Regions from separate parts of the Homo sapiens genome. Here region 2 is linked to region 1. A link is an interaction called in ENCODE POLR2A ChIA-PET data of the cell type or tissue named here. Cell type or tissue: MCF 10A. All regions are shown on one strand. Each heading gives the region's core, and the rest is flanking DNA. Links, peaks and the distances in the headings are about the cores only. Region 1 overlaps ARHGAP26 (Rho GTPase activating protein 26). Region 2 overlaps ARHGAP26 (Rho GTPase activating protein 26).

What was found. Peaks named below come from ENCODE experiments on the same cell type or tissue, not always from the same donor. Only the 100,000 strongest peaks of a DNase experiment are listed, where the experiment ranks them.
Region 2: POLR2A ChIA-PET joins it to region 1 with 11 read pairs; 4 of 35 experiments call an interaction of 5 or more read pairs at or near these places.

What each region holds. Positions count from the first base shown.
Region 1 is chr5:143,201,160-143,209,965 of GRCh38, forward strand. It overlaps ARHGAP26 (Rho GTPase activating protein 26), which reads left to right. Exons shown (of 23, transcript NM_001135608.3): 21 at 6,039-6,149. Among named protein-coding and RNA genes, the nearest start is that of ARHGAP26-IT1, 13 kb to the left of the region's middle. RefSeq lists enhancers at 5,328-5,437, 5,858-5,967, 6,077-6,576. In MCF 10A, for the core only: no CTCF peak of the experiment used is centred there; DNase peaks (open chromatin) are centred at 4,452 and 5,402.
Region 2 is chr5:143,057,867-143,066,672 of GRCh38, forward strand. The region is part of intron 17 of ARHGAP26 (Rho GTPase activating protein 26); the gene reads left to right. Among named protein-coding and RNA genes, the nearest start is that of ARHGAP26-IT1, 130 kb to the right of the region's middle. In MCF 10A, for the core only: no CTCF peak of the experiment used is centred there; DNase peaks (open chromatin) are centred at 3,525 and 3,935.

The sequences.
Region 1 (8,806 bases), core at 2,988-5,487:
TGAATCCAAACCAGACCAGCAAATGTTCCTTGCATGCTACAGTGTATGCTGTGTTGTTGCTGTCATTGGGCCTAGATGTGGGGGCCTGGCAGGACCCCAGGAATATTTAGGGGCACTGGGCATTCAGCTTAATACACCCATCTGGACTCTGAGGGTTGTAGGAATGCCTTTAGCAGTCATCTGCTAAAATTGTAGTTATAAAATCATTTTCTCCTCTTTTAATTGTTTGTTATCCTTGGCTTCATTAGTGGGAAAGGGGTTGCAAATTTGATATTGGAGGTTTCAGAGCCAGGAGTGAAATTGACCATTTTGAAATTTGTCTGTTTTGTTTTGGGTTTGGTGAGGGGCAGGAGGGAGCAAGATTTTTATTTTGTTTATTTATGTATTTATTTTTGTCTGCCGTTGTCATTTTTAAGTAACCTACAGCCAGACACTTCTGTAGTGAAAGGAGAATTTAAGATTCTACAAAGAGTCTTGGGCCATAATAACCATCCCTGTGCGTCTTATATCTCACATATGTGTTCTATGAGTATGAGAACACATAGTCATACACCCTTAGTTTTGCATCAGAACTAAAATACAATGTACTCTCTATTTCTTGTCTGTTTACAGTCCTTCTGTTGCGACATGCATCTTTGCAGTACATAAAATGTGCAGTAGTATTGTTGATAGGATTATTGCCATGACTCTAAAGTACAAATAAACAAAAGGCATAATTCCTTTAGTCATTTAAAAAATCACAGAAGTGAAGAGTGCTGTAGATGTCTGTTAGGTCCGCTTGGTCCAGTGCTGAGTTCAAGTCCTGAATATCCTTGTTAATTTTCTATCTTGATCTGTCTAATATCTCAGTGGGGTGGTAAAGTCTCCCACTATTATTGTGTGGTAGTATAAGTCTCTTTGTAAGTCTCTAAGAACTTGCTTTATGAATCTGGGTGCTCCTGTATTAGGTACATATATATTTAGGATAGTTAGCTCTTCCTGTTGCATTAAGTTAGCTCTTCTTTTTGCATTGATCCCTTTACCATTATTTAATGCACTTCTTTGTCTTTTTTCATCTTTGTTGGTTTTAAGTGTTTTATCAGAGACTAGGATTGCAACCCCTGCTTTTTTTTTTTTCCATTTGCTTGGTAAATTGAAGTGAACTGCCATTCACAATTGCTACAAAGAGAATAAAATACCTAGGAATACAACTTACAAGGGATATGAAGGACCTCTTCAAGGAAAACTACAGACCACTGCTCGAGGAAATAAGACAAGGACACAAACAAATGGAAAAACATTCCATGTTCATGGATAGGAAGAATCAGTATCATGAAAATAGCCATAAAATAGCCATACTGCCCAAAGTAATTGATAGATTCAATGCTATCCCCATCAAGCTACCACTGACTTCCTTCACAGAATTAGAAAAAACTACTTTAAATTTCATATGGAACCAAAAAAGAGCCCGTATAGCCAAGACAATCCTAAGCAAAAAAACAAAGCTGGAGGGAACATGCTACCTGGATTCAAACTATATTACAAGGCTCCAGAAACCAAAACAGCATGGTACTGGTACCAAAACAGATATATAGATCAATGGAACAGAACAGAGGCCTCAGAAATGACGCCACACATCTACAACCATCTGATCTCTGACAAACCTGATAAAAACAAGCAATGGGGAAAGGATTTCCTATTTAATAAATGCTGTTGGGAAAATTGGCTAGCCATATGCAGAAAACTGAAACTGGACCCCTTCCTTACATTTTATACAAAAATTAGCTCAAGATGGATTAAAGACTTAAATGTAAGACCTAAAGCCGTAAAAACTCTAGAAGAAAACCTAGGCAATACCATTCAGGACATTGGCATGGTCAAAGACTTCATGACTAAAACACCAAAAGCAATGGCAACAAAAGCCAAGATTGACAAATGTGATCTAATTAAACTAAAAAGCTTCTGCACAGCAGAAGAAACTATCATCAGAGTGAACAGGCAACCTACAGAATGGGAGAAAATTTTTGCAATCTATCTGACAAAGGGCTAATATCCAGAATCTACAAGGAACTTAAACAAATTTACAAGAAAAAAAAACAACCCCATCAAAAAGTGGGTGAAGGATATGAACAGATACTTCTCAAAAGAAGACATTTATGTGGCAAACAAACATATAAAAAAAACACTCATCATCACTGGTCATTAGAGAAATGCAAATCAAAACCACAGTGAGATACCATCTCATGCCAGTTAGAATGGCAATCATTAAAAAGTCAGGAAACAACACATGCTGGAGAGGATGTGGAGAAACAGGAATGCTTTTACACTGTTGCTGGGGTTGTAAATTGGTTCAACCATTGTGGAAGACAGTGTGGCGATTTTTCAAGGATCTAGAGCCAGACATACCATTTGACCCAGCAATCCCACTACTGTGTATACACCCAAAGGATTATAAATCATTCTACTATAAAGACACATGCACACGTATGTTTATTGCAGCACTGTTCACAATAGCAAAGACTTGGAACCAACCCAAATGCCCATCAGTGATAGACTGGATAAAGAAAATGTGGCACATATACACCATGGAATACTATGCAGCCATAAAAAAGGATGACTTCATGTCCTTTGCAGGGACATGGATGAAGCTGGAAACCATCATTCTCAGCAAACTAACACAGGAACAGAAAACCAAACACCGCATGTTCTCACTCATAAGTGGGAGTTAGTGAGAACACATGGACACAGGGAGGGGAACATCACACACCGGGGCCTGTCAGGGGGTAGGGGGCTAGGGGAGGGATAGCATTAGGAGAAATACCTAATGTAGATGATGGGTTGATGGGTGCAGCAAACCATCATGGCACGTGTATATCTATGTAACAAACCTGCACATTCTGCACATGTATCCCAGAACTTAAAGTATAATTAAAAAAAAAAAAATCACAGAAGTACTATGGAGTATGCATTTTATTATTATACCAATTCAAACATAGTGGTAATAAATGTTAAAATGCAGTCACTTTATACCAAATGTTACTGCTATGGCTAAAACATAAACAAATGAAATTCTGAAATTCTGTTGTTAAAAATTGCATTTGAGGCCAGGCATGGTGGCTCATGCCTGTAATTCCAGCACTTTGGGAGGCCAAGGTGGGTGGAACACCTGAGGTCAGGAGTTCAAGACCAGCCTGACCAACATGGTGAAACCCTGTCTCTACTAAAAATACAAAAAATTAGCCAGGCATGGTGGGGGGGATCTATAATCCCAGCTACTTGGGAGGCTGAGGTAGGAGAATCGCTTGAACCCAAGAGGCAGAGGTTGCAGTGAGCCAAGATTGTGCCATTGCACTCCAGCCTGGGCGACAAGAGCAAAACTCCGTCTCCAGAAGAAAAAATTGCAGTTGATACTACGGTAATTGACATGGGGATTGAGGAGTAAGTTATTATAATAGTTACGAATATCCTGCATTCCAGCCGCACCCCCAGATAATTTCAGCCGTGTAGTTCTGGCCAAAAACCACTTAGATATCTGAGGATGTGAAAAACATTTAGAACCCACATTGTGTTCACAGAATATGTTCCAAACTATGCCATTAGCCAAAGGCATAATTCTTGGTACAGATGGAATAGGAAGCTGGAGGTGTTTCCTACTTATTAAAGTCATTTAAAAAAAAAAAAGTTGGAAGGACTTTTTAATTGTCCTGTGGTAACCACTGACCAAAAGAACAGATTGGTACAAGCCCCTGGGTCTGGGCTGTTCTCTTGAACCTCCAAATTGTCCCTGGTTCTGCTTGGGTTCCTGGGCTGGGCTGTGGTTTGAAAGTTGTTGCCAGGCCTTGCCTACTAGGTCATTGTCTGGTGGGGCAGGGTTGTGTTGAGAGGACTGAGAAAGTGAGGCCTCTCTGACTAGCAGCAACTGTGGAAGAAAATGGAGACTGCACAGTAGAGAGGAGTTGACACTTTTCCTAGGACTCAAGACAGAGTCAAGGGGGAGCCAGGTATTAAGCTAGTACTAGCTTAGCCCTCAACTGATGGATCTTACTGTCTTACATTACTGTTGTTTTTAAATCTGTCGCTTCTTGTCAAATATATTTTAAGCTCTTGAAGTCAAGGGACCTTGGCAAATATCATTTATTGTATTGAACATACTGAGTGCTCAATGACTAGTTTTTGCTGGATTAAGAAAAAAAAGCTTTAAAGAGTCATACTCTTTACATTTTATTTCTTCTCTTATATGAATGCCATCTGCTATATGAATCCGCCAGACCGAACACTGGAGGCAGGATTGGGGATTTTGTTGGAATTTAGAATATGTTGAGTCTTATTGTGATTCTCTATCACTGTATTGTCATTTTCCCTTGCAAATAGGGTAGGTATCTAAAGGAAACACATGAATCAGTGGTTAAGAAGAATTCTAATGCTATGACTGAGTCTGTAAAGAAGCTTGGCACAGGCTAGAGGAACAGGGCAAGTCCTGCTATGTCAGAGGGAGTACGCTGGCTGCAGGAGCCCTGGGCTTAGAATCAGCAGATGAGGTTTGAACCTCAGCCCTGTTACTTATAGGCTGGGTATCCTTAGAGAAGCCTCAGCTTAGCCCAGGTTTCCACATCTGTGAAATGGGAATTATAGCAGTACTTGTTTGTGGGCTTGTTGCGTGGGTAAATGAGACTCATTAATTTACTCAGTAATGATTTGTTAAATATAGTACCTACAGACACTGGATATTTTAGACACTGGATATACAGCAGTAAGCAAAACAAAAGCCTCTGCCTCATGGAATTTATGTTCTAAAAATATACGTAATGGAATTTAATAAAGTGTTTATCAGTCACATTAGTTTGAGCCTCTCTGATGAACTCACACTGTGGTTTTTGCTGTTATTTGTCTATAGGTGTTACAACAGTAAGTAATTAGGGCTATTATTGGGTCTCATGTTTGAATTGGTATAACCCTAGGGAAGTCCCAGTAAGTAGGACATTTGTGTGTGCCTGCTAAATTGCAGTACGCTTAGAAAGTCTGTTCCCCTTGAACCGGATTTCTGTCATTTTTGCCCCCATGAAGGGCTTGTTTCAAATAGTTCAGCAGTCCGCTGAGATTCAGGAGTGGCAAGTGGTGGTGTGGCTGAACTGGTTTCTCTCTGTCATTGGTGTTTGCACTATTTGTGATGTATGATTTCACAGAGTTGTGAAGGTGCTTGTGTCATTTGTGGAAATAAGTCAAAGGGCTAACACAACCAATTAAAATCCACAAGCCACGTTTCAGTGAGTAATTTCAACCTTTCCTCTCCAAACTTTTGATTAGCTACCCGTCAAGGAACAAAATGAACAAATTGAAGGTTTCAGTTCGTTTTTTTCATTGCCTTCCCTCTGGGGCTTTTTCTTTGAGTATCGTAATGCCCAAATTCCACGAAAGGAGAAAGGGCAAGCCCAGGCAGCAAACCTCAGAGGAACCGCATTCTGCTGGTAATTGCATGCCGTCTCCCAAGAGGTGTATCTGTATTCACCTCCATCGGCTATCACCTTCTTCATGCAGTACTTCAGATCTCCAGTGGCACACAGCCCATCTAGTTAAAAATGCAAACAGGAGATTATTTTCTCACCGAATGGCCTTTGTGGCCCAGAAGAAAAAAAACATGGTCATTTCTGCTGAGACGTAACCTGAAAAACACTCCCACAAGAGTGGAAGCTGAAGGCTCGCTATAAGCTAGCCCTGCCTCAGAACAAGGCTGGTGATAGCACGTGGGTGTGGGAACTCATGTGCGTGGGCTCAGGGCATTTGTCGCCAATGTACATGATCGAAGAAGCTTCTATCACCTGAAAAGCAGTTGTTCTGCAGGGCAAAGCCTGTTTATACTCCGAGGAATTACAGAACAGACGTTTACTTGGACGTGGAGATTTGGTCTGGAGGAATGTGACATGGCCCTGACAGCACATCCCTGGGTTTCGGTGCTCCTCTGCTCTGCCCAGCTTTCCGTCATCTGGCCTCCCATGACCTCCTGTGCTCCCATTGTGGTTTCCCTGTGTGCTGACAAGTTTTCTGGTTGTTATGTCTTGCAGCCCCCCGAATCCAAGCCCAACTTCACCCCTCTCGCCATCTTGGCCCATGTTCTCGGCGCCATCCAGCCCTATGCCCACCTCATCCACGTCCAGCGACTCATCCCCCGTCAGGTCTGTTGCAGGGTTTGTTTGGTTTTCTGTTGCTGCCGTTGTTCTCTCATTGGCTCGGTCCTCTCTTCATGCAGTGTTCAGCCTCCTCGTCAACTTTGTTCCCTGCCATCCAAACCTGCACTTGCTTTTTGACAGGCCAGAAGAAGCGGTACATGAAGACTCCAGGTAAAATCTCGGATGATGACCAATCTGTTCCCGTTTATCCAAAGCTGGCCAGGGACAACAGGGGGCTGCCCCTGCTCTCCTGTGGTTCCATCCTAAGAGACCAGAGCTAAAAGGGACCATTTGCATGAATCAGCATGGCATTTTTCACACCCTTTTCAACCCTGACTCAAGTTTCTGAATTAACCTCTCTGGTGCCTAGAGTTAGGGGAAGGAGCACCTCCTGAACCAGACTCTGGTTTTGATGGCTCTCTCAATTTCATGTGCTCTCTGCACTTTGGTGTAAGATAACATAAGAGGAAACAGTGTTGGGACATGTGCCAACCTTTTCTTTTCTCATGTTTATCAGGCAGCGTCAGGCAATATTTATTTGTGGGGTTGGGCCCCTGGCCCTAAGCACTGACACCCAGTCACTTAGACCAGATCCACTGGGGGAGAGACGTCGAACATAGAATAAAAGCTTGAGAGACGAAGCGATTTCTCTTAAATTGCTCACGGCTTATGCCTCGTTGTCCCCCATATACTCCCGAAACCATCCATGCTCCCAGCCTGCTTCTGTCTCTGTGTGTCATGAAGCCTGAGCTGTCCTGGGAACAGGCACTACCTCTCTCTGAGGGAGAGCAGCTTGACCTAGTTCCTCTTCTCAGGGCCATGCTGTAGTTTTCCCTGCTTTTGTGACTTCCGCACTTAAGTTTTTTGCTCTTGTGCTCTTTGGGAAAAAAAAAGAGCTCTTTACAACCGGGAAAAGAACGAATAGGGATCCTGCAGAATTCCTATGCTGTGGAGCTCCTAAACGTGCTTCTCTCTCAAGCTTAGTCTCAGCTTTCAGACAACCAAATTGTAGAGCCCAGTTATAAGCATCAGAAGCGTTTTGGGCTTTGGGAGTATTTTCCCTTCTGTCTTTTTCTCCAAAGGGTGGATCCAGCAGAGAGGCTTAAATAATTTATGAAGCCGAGTTTCACTTTTAGAAGAAAAGAAAACCCCATGCTATTTATATATATACAGATACATATATTACTTTATTCCCCACTAGGCACTTACACATCTATCATTTCATTCTATCCTCGTGTGAGAATGAGAAGAGAAATGGCCTGAACCCTACTGTGGAAAAAGAAAACTAAAACACAGGGAGGTGACTTGGACACAATGCTATGACTAAATGAGAGCCAATCCAGAATTCAGGACTTCTCCCCCTCAGCTCAGCACTCTTTCCTCCAAACACGTGGGTAACCCCAACTTTGAGTTTCCGTGCAGCTCCCAGCCCAGAGCCTGACTTGCTCTTTTAGGTTTTATACAGCTTTCTACCTGGCTTTGTCCTGGATGATGGGAAGGAGATTTTCAGTAATTCTTTTTTTTCTCACTCTATAAATAAGGGAAATTTTCAGATCATGTCTTCCTGACATTCTAGTGATTTCCTAATCATTTCTTGGACATCTTCTGGGCACTTTGGGAGACATCAACTTTCTAAGATACCAGAAATAGCATAGATTATTCTCATTAGATCATGAGGACCTGAACCAGAGGAAACTAAGTGACCACAGACAAGTCAGCTTCCAAAATGCCTCACTTACTCATTAGAGAAACTTGGGCTTTAGGAAAATGTAATTCCTTCATTTTTATCAAAATGGAGTAAAAATCTTCAAAATATTGGCCCTTTGGACAAAATGGGTTAAGAGACTCAAGAGAGTGAAATCACTCAGCTAAAATCCTAAAATGTCCTCTCTGCCTTGATGGTACTCACTTTTTTGTGACTCTGAGATTTGGGGCCCTGTTTCTTGTCAAGTATCTCTACCTCTTCACTCGTTTTCATCTCCCCAAATATTTCCAGACTGTTTTTCCTTCCTACTTCTTCCTACCTCCCAAAGTATTTCCAGATTGACAGAGGGCAATGGCAATAGAATCTGCCATTCTGTTGCCATCTTGTGTGTCTGGGGTCACAGTTACTCAGTACCTCCTCCCCTGGCCATTGTTAGAATAGCACTATTTGGACACCCTTTAGGAAGCTGCCCTCTTGAAATAGTCAAGGCAGGCCGGGCACAGTGGTTCACAGCTGTAATCCCAGCACTTTGGGAGGCCAAGGTGGGGAGATCACCCGAGGTGAGGAGTTCAAGACCAGCCTGGACAACGTGACAAAACCCCATCTCTACTAAAAATACAAAAATTAGCCAGGCATGGTGGTGGGCGCCTGTAATCCCAGCTACTCAGGAGGCTAAGGCAGGAGGATTGCTTGAACCTGGGAGGCAAAGTTTGCAGTGAGCCAAGATCGTGCCATTGCATTCCAGTCTGGGTGACAGAGCTAGACTCCATCTCAAAAAAAAAAAAAATAGTCAAGGCAGAGTTGGACTAAATGTGTGTGCCCAGATGAGCACAGACAGCAACACTGCTGAGGAGCTAGCCCATCAGAGGAACAGAGAGGGCCGAAACCTGTACACTGTAGTGTATAGCAAAGAGGTGGTGGTATACACCCATTATTCAGGTCCACTGGGGCCTCCCTC
Region 2 (8,806 bases), core at 2,162-4,661, 140 kb before region 1:
AGGCTTAGGAAAGAAATGTGTGAAATGTTCATTGCAGTGGAGAACAGCAGCAAATGCCAGATGGCCTTCCCAGAGGATGCTGGGGAAGTGCTCATGCAACCAGGCCACCAAGCAGAGTTTTCAGGGGGATTTTACCTATGGTGATCAAGGGCAAATTGGAGTGTGTTGTCCATGATACCAGGTCACCACACAGAATTTTGTGGGATTATATGTTCTTATGCTCATCAAGAACAAACAAAAATATGTTGTGGGTTTACAGAATTTGGGTTTTTAGTAAAGAGGACTGGATTCTAGAGCTGACTCTGTTATTAACCTGCTGCTTAACCAGCCCTGAACAAACTGCTGAACTTTCTATTCCTTAGTTTCCCCATCTGTCTAATATGGATAATAGACTCCCCTTTTTCTACAAGGATCATTGATTTTTGAAGTTACATGCATTAAAGCCTTTGAAGAAGTATAAAGAATAAAGGAATTATTTTTGGCAAATACTCACTTGTCCTCTGAGATAATCAAAGCATTCAGTAGGGACCTGATTTTCTTGGAATGGTTTTGAATATTTGTGTATTTACTGTTCCTTGACCCTTTCACAAATGGCATTGCTGACTTCCCGTGCTGCATTCATCACTACTTGTGTGTGTGTTCTAACCTTCCGTTGACTTTGATGGTATGTTCTTGATTGCAGACTGGAGCACAAGAAAAGAATGAGAGCATAACAGTTAACCTAAATTATTAAACCCTACATTCTATTGAACTGATGTGTTATAAATTTGGCCCTTATAGTCCATACTTTGCTATGCCATTAGGGTATTTCTTGGGGATAAGTTGATATTCTTCTGAGGGAGATTGTAATGGTTAGTTTTCATCTTTCTGTCAAGCACTTGATATTGCCTTTGGGAAAAAGAGTGATATATATCATGAAGATTTCCACCATTTCCTCATTTCCATCAAGAAGCCAAGAGTGTCTTGTGTGTTATTGGGAAGGAATTCGGCAAAGCCACAGTTGCTCCATTATTGACCAACTTTTTTTCTTGGCTTTCCATATCAGAGCTGCTTGTTCAGGAGTACTTAGGAAGAATAGCAGATAACATGCAAGTTTACAGGAGAATGCCCTAAAGGTGTCAAAGAATCCCGATGAAGCATGTTTAAAATAATGGGAACTGGGCTTTAAAAAGTAACTCCAGATGCTCTGAGATGACAGTTGAGTACCAGTTCCACACAACCTAGAGTCAGGCGTTTGTTAAGCAGAGAAGCTGGTTTAGATCTTAGTTGCAAAACTTTGCACACTTGAAGGACAAACACCAAGACATAGAAGGTTCCAGGTGCACCCTCCAGCCTAGCATGTGTGGGGATGCTCATGACTGCTTCATGGCCATCGGGTCTGAAAGAGGCCTTCAGGCCTGCAGAGAGCAGCTGGAGAAGGGTTAGGAACCATCTGAAAGCCATGGGCCTTTTCAAGCTGTGCAGTTGGAAGGAGAGCTTAACTGAACTGAGAGAGACCAAAAGTGAAGGGTGACCCAGCAGAGCCAGTGTTGCGTTTTTCCTACTTTTAAATTTCCTTTAGGATTGTTAGGATTCTTTAAAGAAGAAGAAAAAAGGATTTAAAAAACAAAACCAAACCCTTAAGGTAGATCTTGAACAGTTGAACTTGTTCATCTCCTGGTTGGATGACTCACTTTCTCCTCCTTTTCCCACCCTTTCCCCCTCCAGTCCCATTACATTCAGTCCATCCTTGTTACTAACCTAAGAGTTGTAAACTGGAATTTGCAAATCACAGTTGTGACCTTGACACATTTTTGTTTTTTTGGCCTTCTAACCAATTTAAGGCAATTTTATTTTTGGAGTTGTTTACTTCATAGCATTTCTTGATCATTGTCTTATCTGTGAAACTTGAGAATGATTTTCTGTGGTTTTATGGCATGTTTTGATCATTTAATTATCAAGAAATCTACCTGTAGACAAGCTCTCATGCTGTAATGTGAGTTGGTTAGAGCTAGTATTAGACTATAGCGGACTCAAATTCTTAGCGTGCTGTGTTCTTGTCTCTCGAGCCTCTATATTTAAAATGTCCCTGTGGAGAAGGATATGAATGAGCAGTGTTGAATCCAGTAAAGAGTATTTATTTAGGTCTGAAAAAATTCTTTGGCATCCAGAGGAGTTCTAAGATTCCACTTAAACTTTATATTCTCATTTACAGCACTGTCCTTATTTTAAAATCAAGCAGTAAGGGAAAGTTAACTTGGGACAAGAGGTTTGTCTGATTCCAGTTTTCTCAGGTTTAGACTTACCCTAGGCTATGCCTGAGCTATTGTTCCTCTGGGCTACTTACTTAATGGTCAGCTTCCTTCCTAAGTTTTGGTTTCAGGGCTGATTCTGCTGGAAAACTGGTGTTTACTTCTCTTATTACTTACTGTTTGCCTTGTGCATCTCAGAATTCTGGTTCAAAGGCAAGCATTTTGTATTGTATATTTTTTAAAGTACTCTTTTGAAACATTTTCCAAAACTGATTTCCCTTAGCCACAGAGGGAGATTTAAGGCATTTTATATTTAATCCCAGCTAAAAATTCATTCAGAGGGGAAAAAAAGTATTGGGTGGGGGGAAGGATAAAAACTCCAAACCTCTAAAGCAAATGATTACCAGGGTACATCCAAATCACAGAGATGTTGGATTTGTTTCAGACCTCAGAGGGAACATAAAAATTATAGGCAACCATGCACATATTTTTGTAGTTTCAGCTTAAATCTACTATGATAATTAGATGTTTTCTGTTTGGATCTTGGAATCTAGTATACAGTCTGGAGTCATGTGCCTCAAAGCATGGTTAGAATAACCCGGGGCGCTTGTTTACATTGACATTTCTGGGCTCTGTGGGTCTACTCAGTCAGGCTCGCTGCCTGGGAATCTGCATTTCTGATTTATTTTGCAGGTAATTATTATGTGAACAGTGATCTAAGAACCACTGGCCCAGAGAATGGGCCATATGCAAGGATTTTCTAGGACAGAGAAAAATGATATTGAGAGGAATATGGATTGGGATGTAGGCGAATATTAGAATTAGAAAGAAGAAGCTCAAAGCAGTGAGTTCAAAAGGGAGATTTTATTGTCGTGATTAAATTAGCTTTTAAAAATCCAGTTTTGACTTTCCAAGTCTTTGCAATTTGACTTTGTGTTGAGTTTTCAACAAATGTTTTTGTTTTAAAATCATGCAAAAGGCATTTTTACTTTTGCGTGATTTAGTTTTGCATGATTTACTTTTGCAAGAAAAAAATCATTCCCAGATAGCTGTGGATCCTTGTGCCAATTTTTCTACCTCTTTGAGCCTCAGTTTTCTTTCTCTTCCAATTGTATAATTCTGTTATTTTTATCAGGTGGAGCAGGACACGAGAAAAGTATCCCACTCTTATAATCATAGAGGAAATAAGAGTAGATGAGTAATAAAGACTAATTTCATGGTAATTTCCTAATGTTTACATATTATGACTCCAAGTATGTTGTATATCCCCACACATACCATTCGTAGTGGCTCATTGTAGATTTATTACCGTGTATGCAGTGAGGAAGGATTTCAAAGAACTCTTCATACATCAGGAGTAGATATTAAAAATACCTTTTCACAGCTGGTTTTCCCAAAATACTTATTGAGAAACAAACCTGAGTCTTTTTCCTTTTTTGGAGCAACTGTTCCTTTGTTGCAGGGGCATTGGAGAGGCAGAGCACTGTCTTGCTTCCCCAGAGAGATATGGTATCATTTAGGATGCTTTGAGCTGCAAGAAACAGAAAATCCAATTGAAAATGGCTTAAACAATAAGGAGATCTGTTGTGTCATGACACAGAATCTGTCCTGAGAGTTGGTTAGTTTCTCAGCTCATGAAGGACTCAGGTTATTTTCATGTTCCTGCTCAGCCAGCGTCTTGTGTTGGCTAGCTCCTCGCAGAGTCCCAGCATACTTTATTGTGTCCTTGCATGTTAGTGCTTGTCCAGAAGCAGAAAAGGCATTATTTCTTCTCTGAGTCCCTTTTTAAGGGCTAGGATGATACTTTTCCCAGACATCTTCCAGCACACTTTATGTCACATCTCATTGGTCCAGAGCAGTCATTGAGGACCACCATGATTATTTTCCACCCAACAAGATTTATCTGAGCCACTTGTGGGAGGATTGGATATCAGAATAAAGGCAGAGCTTTGACAGAATAAAGACAGCCCACGGTGTCTACAGCAAGTAGTCTTGGTAAATCACATTCAACAGAGAGTATTAAGTCTATTGCATGGTGTGCTAACACAATCAAGATATATAGGACAAAAAAGACCAATTTTTGTAGGAGAGATGAGTACATCTGCAGTGTGGGCACATAGGCACTAAATTATAAGATTTTAGCTGGTGGGAGGTAAGAGAGGGTAATGAAGAGGGCAAAATTGACTTTACTCCATTGCCTCTTGCTGATTCCCTATGTGTTCTTTTCATTACCCAATTGTCTAATGTTTATTTTGATCATCTGTTATATGTTGTGACTTTCCAAAATGGACAAAATTCTGTAGATCACTGGGATTATAAAGGAATATTGTGGGGAAAATGCTTGGCATACAAGTGAGACCTTATCAAAATATGTAGACTCTGTTGGCAGAATTATCAAGAATTAAGCATGTTGTAGCTTGGGTTTTTTTTTTTTTTTTTTTGGTTCCTGTGACTTGAGTCTGAGTACTTCCAGGCATCTCTGCAAATCAAAAAGGGATGTATTCATATTTCTTTAATGATCTAGAAACAGTGAATTGGGTTCATATACAAATGCTTGTGGTTATAAAAAAAAGTCTTGCCAGGCATTGGCACCAAGGAGGATGAGCCCTAGTGGTTCAGTAGCATTCCTTGAAGTTCTTAAGAAGGGTTCAAAATAAAAGAAAGTGAACATTAATACTTAACATAAGCACATTTTAGATACTCTAATATTCCCTCTTTTTCCATCCCAAATCTAGAAGATAAGATTTAACTTACCAATGAGCTGTTAAACATGAGAAGTGCTAGTTATTCATTTGCCATCAAGACTAGTCCAAATAAAATAGCCGTAGAATTTTACAAAACACATTTAAAGAAAACAGTATGTTGTGATGATGGCTTAGATGGAAAGCTCCTGTGAGTTTCTCTGGCTGCCTTCCCTCAGCCATACACCCTGGCTCCGGAACCTTTGTTCTCTCTAGTAACCACTGAACACCGCAGTGCTGCCAGTGCAGGATTGCTTGGCCGCTGGGCCACTGGTGGTATGGCCTGATACCCCCACGCAGCCACATTGACCCCATTCTCCAGTCCTATCGGGCTTTTCCCTCACTGACTCCCACCGGGAACTCAGAGTTCTAGTGATTTTAACCCTTTTCTATCTCTTGAATCTGTCTACTTTTCTCTGTCTCCATCAGTACTCCTGTAGTCCAAGCTGCCATTGTGTCTTTCCCACGCTGCTTGCGAAGGCCTCCTCCCTATTGCTCTGGCTGGTGGAGCTCTGGCTCCTCTCCAGTCCACAGAGTGCATGTTGTGCTTCCAGGGAACTTTGAAAACTGCAAATCTCAGCATGTGATTCCCCTGCTTAAAAAAACTTCAAAGGCAGCTTCCCCATTGCTCTTAAGATAAAACCCTGGAAATGGCCTCCAAAGCCCTGTCTGGACCAGACGTTTTTGGAATTTGCAGTTTCATCTTGTGTCTGTTTCTCATGATCACCATCCTGTTCCTACTGCATGGCACACAATAGACGCTCATGAATATTTGTTGGGCAAATGCATGAAGAGTCTCTTGACCGCTTCTCAAATACCCACCTCCCTGCTCCATCCTTTTACCTTTTGCAATTCATTTTCTCCTGTCTGGAATGGCCCCTCCCCAGCCTCTGCCTGCCAAAGGCTACCTCATTCTTCTAGCTTCAGCTCAAATGTCAATGTCACTGCCAACAAGAATCCTTCCTGCCACAAGTGCCCTCTTGCTTTCCTGAGCTCCCACAGCCTTTGCTTGTTCGTCTCTTTTAGCATGTATCACATTCCACCTGGTGGGACAGTTTGCCCAGGTATGTATCTCTCCCTCCTGTGACATCTTAAGCTCTCAGGGGATGGGCAGTCTGTCTCCCTTGTCTTTGTTTCTTACCTAGAAGTTACAAACGAAGCCCATGGCCAGAGCAGCCCACACATGTGTTTGGTGGTGGTGGTATCCTACACATTACTGTTTTGAAACTTTGAACAGGTTTCCAACATCTTTAAAGGGGGCGATTTTACTTGAAAAATTCGTATCTCACCACTGACAATTGGCTGGAGCTGAGTAGAAGCCACACCCTATCCCCCAGGGTGTGCCTTCTCCAGTTTGCCTTAGTTCCTAACAGTCCCTGTTGTCTCTTGCTCCCGGCCTACTTCATTCAGGTCTCCTACCTGCCTGGCCGTGTTGTAGGCATTTGGGTTTTCAATCCTTGCCTACCTATTGGCTTATGCCAAAAGAGGAGCTCGATGTTTGGTGAATCACATAAATGAGCAAGCAGAAATGGGCTAAGGGAGTTACTTCCTTGACTGGCTCTTTTTTTTTTTTTTTCTCCTGGAAGATTTATTATTTCTGATAGATGGGAGGTCCATGAAAGAAGTGAGTGATACCGCTTCCTGGCCTATTTATGGGTATGGGGCAGGAAGAAGAGTGCATTTTTTTTAAGACTAAGAATGGGATTCTCAAAGGACCTTCTCCAGCTATTTTTGGCAGAGTCAAAGGAAAATCTATTTAAAGGGACATTGCACAGAGCACAACGACATATTTTAAAGCAAACAGACAACTTAGCACTTTAAATTAATGGAAATGGAAAGGAAGAAATCAGAGCTCAACATTATTTAGCCTCACCGCCAGACCTTTGCTTACTTTCAACCCAAGAATTTGTCTGTTCTGTGGCTTTGTAGCCTTTAGAGATAGGAGAGAGAAAGATATCAGTTCAGTTTAAATTTTTTGCCTTAAAAAACCCAACAACATTTCTGAATTCAAGGAACTAAATCTTTCACATCACATGTAACGCCCATTCTGAAAGGGGAAATGCTTGACTTCAAGCTGTTAATGTTCAGCAGTCTTAGAGCTCCTTTGATTTGGGTCTCTTGTTTGTTTTGAGTTGTTCCACTTATGTTTGGATTTATTTTCTCAATAAATTTCCTGTTTTCTGATTCATCTCTTCCTTTTCTGAGTCCATGGAATCCCCTCCCAAATTAAGGGAGGAGTGGGAGGAAGACACTCTGTTTTTCTTACTTGGTGCCGCCTTTAATTTTGGGAGTATTATAAAAGTGAGAGAGTATCAGCAAACATGAACATGACTCAGTTTCTTCCTTGCTAATCCTAGCAGAGCTTAGATTTCTTATACATTGGCCTTGGGAGCGTGTTCTTCATGAAATGCCTCTCTTTTTGGCTGAGTGGTGGTGGATAAATTGATTCGCTCACACTGTTTTGGGCACTGGAGTCCTCTCTTGCTGCATCCTCTTTGAATTGCATCATGAGTGTTATCTGCGATACTTATGTTCTTACATTGACTGGTTACTCACCAGCTCTTCAGAACAATTGTGGCTGAAACGTGGCAGCTGGCAGACTTCTACGTATATGAAGTTAATCCATGGGGCATAAGAGCACAGTGGTGAAGAGAGAACATTCTGTAGCCAAACTGCCTGATTTTGATCTCATCTCTTATGTAACCTTGCATGTGAATTATTTCTCTCTGCCTGAGTTTCCTAATCTGAAAAAGATGATAATAATTGTATCAGAAAGTTTTAACTTCGCACATCAGGTTTTCTTGGCTTCTCCTGTTTGTATTGCAGCCACCACTGAGATGACCACTTCTGTGTGGGCTCCGCTGCCCTTCCTGCAAGTGCAGCCTGGTAGCCTGGAGCCTCATGCCTGCGTTTCTTACCTCCCACCCTAGGGAGGCATGACACAAAATGGCATTCACACACGGATACGCTGGGACAAGGGGAAGTTAAAAAACTCTGAGGGGAAAACCTTTGGCCAGTGGGAGAAGGGAGCTGAGTATCTCAGAAGCAATTGTTCAACAGCCTCTTTGAAGATGGTCTCAAGAGATTGAGCAATTGTGTTAGTGCTTGAACCAGGTGGGGTCTAGCTTCTCTTCTCCGCCTCATTCCCCCAAGAATCCCCTGGTAAAGTAGTGTCAGGTAAGCCTTTATGTACAGTCATGCGCCACATAACAACGTGTCTATCAACGATGAACCACATATATGACAGTGGTCCCTTAAGATTATATCATGTTTTTACTCTATAGTTTCTATGTTTAGCTATGTTTAGATGCACAAGTACTTCCCATTGTGTCACAGTTGCCTACAGTGTTCAGTACAAACATGCTGTGTGGGTTTGTAGCCGAGGAGCAATAGGCTATACCACAGAGCCTAGGTGTGCAGCAGGCTCGACCATCTATCTGGGTTTGTGCAAATGCACTCTATGATGTTCACACAGCAATGAAATTGCCTAATGACATATTTCTCAGCATATCTCCATTGTTAAGCGATGCGTGACTATACTTCAAGTCTCTTCTTTCTGGAAAACCTAAAGTAATACAGTAATAGTGCCCACCCTTTTAGAGTTGTGCAGATTAAATTAATCTACACAAAGTTCTTAGAAGAGTGCCTGGCACATAATACACCTTCCATAAATGTTAATTTCTACAATCTGTTGGAGAAATCCGGGAACGGGAGAAAGAAGATGATAGAGCTGGTTTTAGGGTATGGGAAATTGGGGCAGTTGTTGAAACCAAAATAAGTCATTCTTGCTGACTAGATGGGGCTTTCTTCATAGTTTTGTTATTGGCAAGCAAA